Regions from separate parts of the Homo sapiens genome. Here region 2 is linked to region 1. A link is an interaction called in ENCODE POLR2A ChIA-PET data of the cell type or tissue named here. Cell type or tissue: OCI-LY7. All regions are shown on one strand. Each heading gives the region's core, and the rest is flanking DNA. Links, peaks and the distances in the headings are about the cores only.

Region 1 (5,379 bases), core at 244-5,243:
CTGGAGTGCAGTGATGCCATCTCAGCTCCCTGCAACCTCCGCCTCCCAGTCTCAAGCAATCCTCCCATCTCAGCCTCCTGAGTAGCTGGGACTAAGGGCACACACCACTACACCCAGCTAATTTTTTTGTATCTTTTTTTTTTTTTGAAGGAGTTTTTGGTCTTGTTGCCCAGGCTGGAAGCAATGGCGGGATCTCGGCTCACTGCAACTTTTGCCTCCCGGTTTCAAGCAATTCTCCTGCCTCAACCTCCTGAGTAGCTGGGATTACAGGCATGCACCACCAAGCCTGGCTAGTTTTGTTTTTTGTTTTTTGTTTTTTTTTTGAGACGGAGTCTCCCTCTTTCGCCCAGGCCAGACTGCAGTGGCGCGATCTCGGCTCACTGCAAGCTCCGCCTCCTGGGTTCACGCCATTCTCCTGCCTCAGCCTCCAGAGTAGCTGGGACTGCAGGCGCCCGGCTAATTTTTTGTATTTTTAGTAGAGACAGGGTTTCACCATGTTAGCCAGGACGGACTCGATCTCCTGACCTCGTGATCTGCCCGCCTCGGCCTCCCAAAGTGCTGGGATTACAGGTGTGAGCCACCGTGCTCTGCCTAGTTTTGTATTTTTAATAGAGACGGGGTTTCTCCATGTTGGTCAGGCTGGTCTCGAACTCCCAACCTCAGGTTATCCGCCCGCCTCAGCCTTTCAAAGTAGTGGGATTACAGGCGTGAGCCACCGCACCTGGCCTTTTTTTTTTGTATCTTTAGTAGAGATGGGGTTTTGCCATGTTGCCCAGGCTGGTTTCAAACTCCTGAGCTCAAGCAATCTGCCTGCCTTGGTCTCCCAAAGGATGGGATTACAGGCATGAGCCGCCCGTGCCCGGCCTTTGTTTTTCCTATTTATTATCTGACTTTCCCCGCTAGACTGTAAGATCCAGGAGAGCAAGAGCTTTGTCAGCCTCGCTCTCTGTGCAGCTAGACTGTAAGATCCAGGAGAGCAAGAACTTTGTCAGCCTCGCTCTCTGTGCATCTTCAGTTTCTACAACAGCACGTAACATGCAGTAGGTGCTCTCATTAAATCTTGTTGAATGGACACAGGTGTATTGATTTTCTATCATTATGTAGCAAATCACTGCAGAGTTAGTCACTTAAAACAATACCCATTTACTGTCTAACAGTTTGAGACTCTGGGTATAAGTTAGATGGGTCCTTCGCTTTGAGTCTCACTCGGCTGAAATCAACATGTTGGTCAGGGTTGTCATCTCATTTGAGGCCTGGGTCCTCTTCTGAGCCCACTAGTTTTTGACAGAATTCAGTTCCTGGGCAGTTGTAGGACTGAGGGACTCAGCTCCTGGAGCTCCTAGTTGGCCGCTGTGTTGTTCTCTCCACAGCATGGCAGTTTGTCTTGTGTCCCATACAAAGCCATGGGACAACGTCTGCTGCTGCTTCCCTAGTTCCTTTTAAGGGATCACCTGATTAAACCAGGCCTACCCAGGATAAACTTCCTCTTGATCAAATCAGAGTCAACTGACTGGGGACCTTAGATACAACATTCTTTTACCTTTGTCATGTAACTTAATCATAGTAGTGAAAGCTCATCAATTCAAAGGTCCAGCCAATGTTCCAGGTAAGGGGATTATGGATGCCATGTACACCAGGTCAAGGAGGGGACAATCTTGGGGACCACTTTAGAATTCTGCCTAGCACAATGTGAAGCTTTATATCCCTTAGAATACCTTATAGGATTGGTGGTCCTCTGGGAAATGCTTTGAGAAAGGTGCTTTCTCTTCCCCAATTCATCAACCTCATTTCTTAAACTAGAGAGCATATCTGCAGACAGCTCTGGGGGCTGAGCAGGTAAGAAGAGTTCTGTGGGGATTGTGTAAAAGTGAGACTAAGCCCCAGCAAAGGGGAAGGGTCATTTGGTGTCCTATATTTTGTCCGTGATCCCCCAACTTCCAATATTTCAAGAGAACATGGAAATCTGAATTTGCATATGCATTTTTCTGGTGTTTAAATCTTGGAAACAAATTCAAGTTTTAGCAGAATGCGTTGCCCTTTCCCGAAGAAACATGACTGTAGGCTGTACTGGGGAGGTTGCGTTGAAAATTGTTGCTGAAATGATCACTGTCTTTTGAAGGCTACTGCACCCATATCTTTGACTGGAAACTCTTCTCTGAAGTGTCATTTACATTTCTACTTGCTTGCATGGTGGAAATGTTTCTTGAGCTCAGAACAGAAAGTCCACTAACAGTTTCATCATATTTTTACTCCCTCCTCATAGTCACACGTCCTTCCTGGTGGGGTTAAGGGTTTTCACATACACCTGTTCAACCAACCTCAGACCTCAGTGATGTTTATGACTTGTTCTGTCTCTGTCACTTTCCTAACATCCAACTATCATGGGGTGAAAAAAATCGCTCTTAGAAAAGCTGCTTGAAGCCCTCTCTCTCCTGGCAGGAGGGCAGGAGGATGTATTTATGGAGAAAGTTTGCTTTTTCCTTGGAAAATCATGCTAATAGAACTTGAATTACAGAATTTAAAGCCTGTCAGGGAGGAAAGTGACAAATTAACCTACTTGGAAGAGAAATGGAAAAGCAGGTCTTATGAATGATCAGATTCTGTCACTTCCCTGCCCAAAATGCTCTAGCATCTTCCTATCAAGTTCAGGCTAAAATCCAGGTCTTACCATCATGGTTACAAGGTCTTTCTGGTTTCTGACAGCCTGTCCAACATTATCCAAGGGCACACGAGCTCTTTTCAATGTGTCAAATGTGCATTCACCTTAGGGCTTGTACAGTACCTCTTCCTTTTGTCTGGAATGCTTTTCTTCCTCATATTTGCATGATTCACTCCCCAGTCTATGAAACTCTGTGGTCAAATGTCATCTTAAAAGAGCCTTTCCCTGATCAACCCAACTAAATTCACATGCCCTTTTCTCGGTATTACTCCACTTTTTCATTTACTAATAGCATATTCCAGTTTTTGACATCTTATCACTAGTTGTTTGTTTATTGCCTGTTTCCTGTACCAAAATATAAGCTCCTTGAAGGGAAGAACTTTGTTTTGTTCACTTCTTTATTCTAAGAAATTAGAACAGTGCCTTATCCACAGCATAGATTCTCAGTAAATATTTATTCAATGAATGAACGAATGCAAGGATGGATGAACAAATGAATGGTAGGTCTGTTAATCTATCAATAAGAGGTGTTGCATCTCTGCAAAGAGATGTTTTGTTGTACATTTATTTTCTTTTCATAACTGTCTTTATTATCTCCTTGTTTCTAATTTTTCTAGGTTTGATTGCTTTTATTTTTCTAATTTTCTAAAGTGTGTGCTTAGGTCATTGATTTTCTTCCTCTCTTGTTAGCTAATATGTGTATTTAAAGATAAACATTTCCCTATAAGCACAGCTTTAGCTGAATCCTACATTTTGATATGTCAAATAAATATTTTCTAATTTCTACTGTGATTTCTCTTAAATCATGAGCTATTTGGATTGCTTTGCCTCATTTTCAATTATTTAGACATTTTCTTATCCTTAGTTATTGGTTTCTAGCTAATTCCACTGTAGTCAGAGAACATATTGTGTGTTTTTAGCATTTGAAGTTTGTTGAGACCTACTCCATAGTCCAGCATGTGACAACTTTTGTTAAATGTTCCGTGTGCACTTAGAAAAAGAAGAGGTAGTGTGCAGTTATTGGTTGGTTTGTTCTACAAATGTCAGTTAGGCTGAGTGTGTAAATAGTGCTGGTCAAAATTTCTCCATTCTTACTGACTTAAATTATCTTTTTGTTTATCAGTTGCTGATAGAAATAGGTTAAAGCCTACTTCTATAATTGTGGATTTATTTCTCCTTTTAGATCTGGCAGTTTCTGCTTTATGTATATTGAAACTATTCTAGCAGGTACTGTAGATTTAGAATTGCTTTTTCTTGTAGGATTGACCCTTTTTGTTATTATAAGATAATCCTCTTTACCTTTTATATTGTTTCTTTTCTTAAAGTGTATTTCATCTGATACTAGAATAGCTACACTAGCTTTCTTTTGATTAGTATGTTCATGAAATATCTGTTTCTATCTTTATTTTCATCTTTTCTGTGTGCTTATATTAGGTCTTATCTCTTGTAAGAAGATTATATTTGGGTTTTTTTTTAATTTAGCATAAAATCTGTCTTTTAGTTGGAATATTTAGTCTATTTACACTTAAAGTAATTATTAGTATAGTACTATCACAATATTAATATATTACTATTTTAATTAGTTTCAACTTTTACCAGTTCCCCCTTTTCTCCCTTCTGACCTTTTAAATTAATGAGGTCTTTTTTCAATCATTGTGCTTCTCCTATTAGCTTGTTTTTTCTATATTTTTTATTACCTTATAGATTACAATGATAATTCCTGACTTATCAGAGTCTAATAAAATTAGTACATTTGCTAGCTCTCAGGCAATAAAATAATTTGGAACATGTTTAGTACCGTTTTTTTCTTGACTACCTTTTGTGTTATTGCTACCATGTATTTGAACTCTACATATATTTTATTTTATTTTATGTTTTATTTCTTTTTGAGATGGAGGCTTGCTCTGTCGCCCAGGCTGGAGTGCAGTGGCACAATCTTGGCTTGCTGCAACCTCTGCCTCCCGGGTTCAAGTGATTCTCCTGCCTCAGCCTCCCGAGCAGCTGGGATTACAGGCATGCACCACCATGCCTGCCTAATTTTTGTATTTTTAGTAGAAATGGGGTTTCACCATGTTGGCCAGGCTGGTCTCAAACTCCTGACCTGAAGTGATCCACCCACTTTGGCCTCCCAAAGTGCTGGAATTACAGGTGTGAGCCACCACACTTGGCCTTCTATATATTTTTTAAATCCCAGAAGACATTATTATGATCTTTTAATAGAGTTGGTATTCGTTTAGATTTACCGACACATTTGTCCTTCTGTTGCTTTTAATTCTTTCCTATGTTTTTATTCTTCCATCTGAGATCATTTTATTTTTTTCTTAAAGAGTATCTTTTAGTATTTCTTTTAGTAAGGACCTGCTGGTAATATAGAATTTAGTTTTTGTTTATCTGAAAACATAGCAATCTTCAATTTTGATAGCTATTTCTTACTGGGTGTAGAACTATAGGTTGGCAGGGTTTTTTTTAAACCCCTTTTGTTTTTCTTTCTTCTTTTCTTTCTTTTTCTTTTCCATCTTATCTTTTTTTTTTTTTTTTAAGGAGTTTGTCCTCAGACTTTGATTAGTTCTGCTGAATCAGCTGTCAGTCTTATTGTTGCTTTCAATTGAAGTGGAGCACTGCATCTCTCTTTTAGGATGCCTTCGAGGTATTTGTCTAGCTTTCATGTTTGTACTCAGTAGGTAAGATGGTCTGCAACTATGTAGCCATTTTTCCCAAGA
Region 2 (5,379 bases), core at 58-5,057, 50 kb before region 1:
GAAACTTCAGAGGCAAAGTCCCCAGTCCCTGGGTAATGGTTAATCATTTACATCTTACTGCTTCCAATATTCTGGTTTCTGATGATTACTATGATTTAACTTCATTTTTTAGCTACCAGTAAAATATTGGTGATAATTTGCATTCTTTACCTCCATATTGGAGGGATGGGAAATGCCTCCAAACCCAGGATTCTAATTAAATTTGGGAGACCACAGAGTTTATGCAGCGTGTGGTTGGATTTTTACATCATCCTTGTTTGTTTTCTTCTCTTTCCAGTCCTTCGACACTGGCTAGTCATTAAAATTTAGAGCTCACCCTAGGTTAAGTGGACAATTTCCTGGAAAACAGCTGGTTGAGCTCCCCCCTGTGCATCGCTGAAATAAACATCCCCTTTGGAAAAAGGCTTCCTTTAATACCTTCCTGCTTAGCATCTTTTTGCAGTCTATATTCCTGTTTTGCATGACTTCTCAGAAAAAATCTAGAATGATAAGTAAAATAATAGGCAAGGTTTATTAAGCACGTCATTGCTTCACACTACCGTCCTGGGAGCTAGGCACTATTATTATCCTGTATTCACAGATGAGGACCCGAGGCTTGGGAAGCTAATGTGTTTCACACCAGTCAATAATGAGCAGAGGCAGGTTTAACACCCAGGACCATGTGACTCAACAACTTGTGCTCTTAACCATTGAGCCACAAGGCCTCCCTGGCCCTAAACGTGAAGGTCTCCTGTCAGTTTCAATTTCCCCAGCTGTTACATGAAGGCATTGCAATTGCACCCAGCATTCTACAGTAGCTGTGCAGAGGGTGGGATTGGTGTTTTCTCTTGTAGAGGGAACCAACTCTATCTTAACCTAAAACTTGGCTGGGCGCTGGGGCTCACGACTGTAATCCCAGCACTTTAGGAGGTGGAGGAGGGTGGATCACCTGAGGTCAGGAGTTTGAGACCAGCCTGACCAACATGGTGAAACCCCATCTCTACTAAAAATACCAAAATTAGCTGGGTGTGGTGGTGCGCGCCTGTAGTCCCAGCTACTCAGGAGGCTGAGGCACAAGAATCGCTTGAACCCAGGAGGCGGAGGTTGCAGTGAGCTGAGATCGCGCCACTGCACTCCAGCCTGGGTGACAGGGCGAGACTCCGTCTCAAAACAGAACAAAACAAAACAAATCTTGTGCTAAAAAAGTTTAATACATGGATGTTGAGTAACTCACAGGTGGAGAAAGGAGTCCTAAGAAACAAAGAAATACAGAGGCAGAGAGGAAGAAGAGAGGAGGAGTAGGGGGGTGGGGAGAGAGAGAGAGAGACAGACAGACAGACAGACAGACATGAGCTAAGGCCTAGCTCCCAGGATGGTTGTGTGAAGCAACAACAAGCTTAATAAACCTTGGCTGTTGTTTTGTTTATTATTCTTCTAGATGTTTTTGTCAAAAGTCCCACATTTCTAGGGAACAGAAATGCTTCTTGAGAACTTTCTGCTGGAAGGGGTGAGCTGCAATTCTGTTTTCTACTCCATGTCACTCTGGTAAAGATTCTCCATCCCTGCAATTAGAGTTTGATGATTTGCCTTGGCCATGGACTCATTCCTTGGCTGAGGGAGAACAGGCTGTCTTCATTAACACTCTGCTGAGATGGCTGACAATGGTTTGTGAGGGTAGATAATCCGCTCAAGTCGCTGTGTAACCCAAAGAACCCGAAATGAATGCTGGGCTTTTCAAACCCAGCCATTACTCTTCCTTCCTCGTGGTCACCTCCTGTAGAAAGGCTGGAAGTGAAACCTAATTCAGTCTCGATTCTGTCTTTTGCTCCCACTTTTGAGAGCTCATCTTTATTCAGAAGGTGCCTGGTACGGTACCAGGCACGTAGTAGGTGCTTAGCCAGCCAATGGTGGGGCAAATAAATGAATAGAAAAGAAAAACACATCCTCACTGTTTAACAATTGCTCCCTTCACCGAAGCTGCCTAAAAGAAGACTTCCTTCTGCTGGGCTTTTTGAGGAGGTCCAACGAATAGCCCTTTCTTCCCTGCCTGGCTTCTTAAGCAGCTGAGCCATAAGATAGAAGAATAAGCCAAAATGTGGGCCTGGCACGGTGGCTGACGCCTGTAATCCCAGCACTTTGGGAGGCCGAGGCAGGTGGATCACCTGAGGTCAGGAGCTCAAGACCAGCCTGACCAACCAGGTCTCTACCACAAATACAAAAATTAGCTGGGGCATGGTGGCGTGTGCCTGTAATCCCAGCTACTTGGGAGGGTGAGACAGGAGAACTGCTTGAACCCAGGAGACGGAGGTTGCAGCGAGCCAAGATCGCACCACTGCACTCCAGCCTGGGTGACACAGAAAGACTCGCCATCACAAAAAAAAAAAAAAAAAAAAAGCCTGGGTGTGGTGGTTCACGCCTTTAATTCCAGCACTTTGGGAGGCCGAGGTGGGTGGATCACGAGGTCAGGAGATCAAGGCCATCCTGGCTAACACGGTGAAACCCCGTGTTTACTAAAAAAAATACAAAAAAATTTAGCTAGGCGTGGTGGCGGGTGCCTGCAGTCCCAGCTACTCAGAAGCAGGAGAATGGCGTGAAACTGGGAGGCGGAGCTTGCGGTGAGCCGAGATCGTGCCACTGCACTCCAGCCTGGCAGACAGAGTGAGACTCTATCTCAGAAAAAAAAAAAAAAAAAAAAGTCAAAATATCACCTTTATTGCTGAAAAGTCTATAAATATGTGTGGGCCACAGGGCTTGCCAGCACTGACCAGAATTAGGCAACCCCTCCAACTCCAACAGGAACAGAGAACACAAGATCCATGGGCAACTCCCTCCTACCCAAATATACAAGGAGCAGGTGGCAGCTCAGCCGCTTTCTTCTTCCCCAATCTACCAGCCAGATCAATCACTCCTCTTGCAGCATGGAGTGGGGAAGGGGCAGAGACAGGCCAGGAGTTTTAGGAGCTGGGCTTTCTTCTGGGGGAAGATGCCTTTCCTCCCAGCCTCCTGACTAGGCCCCTGTGGGCCTAGGGATGTGCAGAAGGGGTGTTGGCCCCAAGCTGATAAGAATCTACTCTGCAAGTCCTGTTCATTCTCTGTGTGGCTATCTACTGATTACTTTTTCACAGCCTGTGACTAAAAAAATTTCCGTTACCTGAGACATGATATTAAAACGCCTGGTTTTGAAAAGTAGGGTTTGTCAAATGACTGTGAAAGTTCTCTTGCAACAGAAAAGTAAAAATCCCTCAGAAAAGCAAGATCTAATAATTCAAAAAGCAAGATATAATAATAATAATTATTATCATTGACTGGGTGACATCCAAAAGTCAGTTTATCCAATGCCAGGAACTGAAATGTCTGGCCCGCCAGGAGAACAGTGGCTGAGCTCCATGATGCTCCTGAGTTTGAACTTTTGCTCTGCACCTTGTCAGCTGTGTAAACTGAGGCTTGTTACATATGTGTGTGTGTGTGTATATATATATATATAATTACAATTTTTCATGTTCGTAGGTCTATGGTAGGTGTATATACTTATGGTGTGCATTAGATGTTTTGATATAGGCATGCAATGTGTAATAATCACATTATGAAAAATGGAGTATCCATCTCCTCAAGCATTTGTCCTTTGTGTTACAAACAATCCAGTTATACTTTTTTAGTTATTTTGAAATGTACAGTTTAACTATTATTGACTATAGTCACCCTGTTGTGTTATCATATACTAGGTCTTATCCATTCTTTCTAACTTTCTTTGTTCTTTGTACACATTAGCCATCCCCACCTTCCCCCACCCTACCACACCACCCCATCCCCTCTCCCCTGCCACCCAACCCCACACTTCCAGCTTCTGGAAACCATCCTTCTCTTATCTCCATGAGTTCAACTATTTTGATTATTAGATCTCACAAATAAGTGAGAATGTGTGATTTTCGTCTTCCTGTGTCTGGCTTATTTCAGTTAATATGATGACCTCCAATTCCATCCACATCGTTGCAAATAACAGGATCTCATTCTTTTTTATGGCTGAATAGTACTCCATTGAGTATATGTACCAAATTTTCTTGATCCATTCATCTGCTGATGGACACTTAGGTTGCTTCCAAATCTTGGCTATTGTGAACACTGCTGCAACAAACATAGGAGTGCAGATACCTCTTTGATGTTCTGATGTGCATTCTTTTGGACATATACCCAGCAGTGGGATTGCTGGGTCATATGGTAGCTCTATTTTTAGTTTTTTGAGGAACCTCCAAACTGTTCTCCATAATGGTTGTACTAAGGTGCATTTCCACCAACAGTGTATGCGGGATCCCGTTTCTCTACATCCTTGCCGGAATTTGTTATTGCCTGTCTTTTGAATATAAGCCATTTTAACTGGGTTGAGTTGAGATCTCATTGCAGTTTTGATTTTCATTTCTCTGATGATCAGTGATGTTAAGCACCTTTTCATATGCCTATTTGCTATTTGTATGTCTTCTTTTAAGGAATATCTAGTCAAACCTTTTGTCCATTTTGAGTGGGTTATTATATCTTTATATTTTTTATTTTTTTTAGACAGGGTCTTACTCTGTCACAGAGGCTGGAGTGTGGTGACTCAATCATGGCTCACTGCAGCCTCAACCTCCTGGGCTCAGGCGATCTTCCCACCTCCCAAGTAGCTGAGACCACAAGCACAAGCACATGCCACCATGCCCAGCTAATTTTTTCTTGAGATGGGGTTTCACCATGTTTCCCAGGCTGGTCTTGAACTCCTGACCTCAAGTGATTCACCTGCCTCAGCCTCCCAAAGTGCTGAGATCAAAGGCGTGAGCCACCTCACCAGGCCAGATTTTTTTCCTACAGAGTTATTTAAGTTTCTTTTATTTTCTGATTATTAATCCCTTGTCAGATGGGTAGTTTGCAAATATTTTCTCCCATTCTGTGGGCTGTCTCTTCACTATGTTGATTGTTTCCTTTGCTGTGCAAAAGTCTTGTAACTTGATATGATACCATTTGTCAAAGCTTGTTACTTAATCCATCTGGACCTTATTTACACAACTATAAAATAGGGATGGTAATAGCATCCATTCCTTAGGCTTTTTAGTGGCGATTAATTGAAGATATATATGCATTTCAAACACACACACACACACTAGTGCCTGGCATATAGTAAGTTCCTAATAAATGTGGTTGATACTGTTATATGATTTGTATTATTGGTGATGATAGTTGGGGTCCTTGGGTCACCATGAAATATAAGTTATTCACTCTTATTATCCCCGTTGTCTATTTGCTAATGTGCAACAGAAGTGCACTGGGATGCCGGGTGTGGTGGCTCATGCCTATAATCCCAGCACTTTGGGAGGCCGAGGCGGGCAGATCACTTGAGGTCAGGAGTTTGAGACCAGCCTCGCCATCATGGTG

What was found. ChIA-PET counts read pairs that join two places held together with the same protein. Peaks named below come from ENCODE experiments on the same cell type or tissue, not always from the same donor. Only the 100,000 strongest peaks of a DNase experiment are listed, where the experiment ranks them.
Region 2: POLR2A ChIA-PET joins it to region 1 with 6 read pairs; 16 of 35 experiments call an interaction of 5 or more read pairs at or near these places.

The regions. Positions count from the first base shown.
Region 1 is chr20:53,928,191-53,933,569 of GRCh38, forward strand. All of the region lies in intron 1 of BCAS1-AS1 (BCAS1 antisense RNA 1), which reads left to right. Among named protein-coding and RNA genes, the nearest start is that of BCAS1-AS1, 15 kb to the left of the region's middle. RefSeq lists an enhancer at 2,783-2,882. In OCI-LY7, for the core only: no CTCF peak of the experiment used is centred there; a DNase peak (open chromatin) is centred at 2,281; H3K4me3 peaks cover 1,738 bases; H3K27ac peaks cover 3,749 bases.
Region 2 is chr20:53,878,599-53,883,977 of GRCh38, forward strand. No RefSeq gene overlaps it. Among named protein-coding and RNA genes, the nearest start is that of BCAS1-AS1, 34 kb to the right of the region's middle. In OCI-LY7, for the core only: no CTCF peak of the experiment used is centred there; no DNase peak of the experiment used is centred there.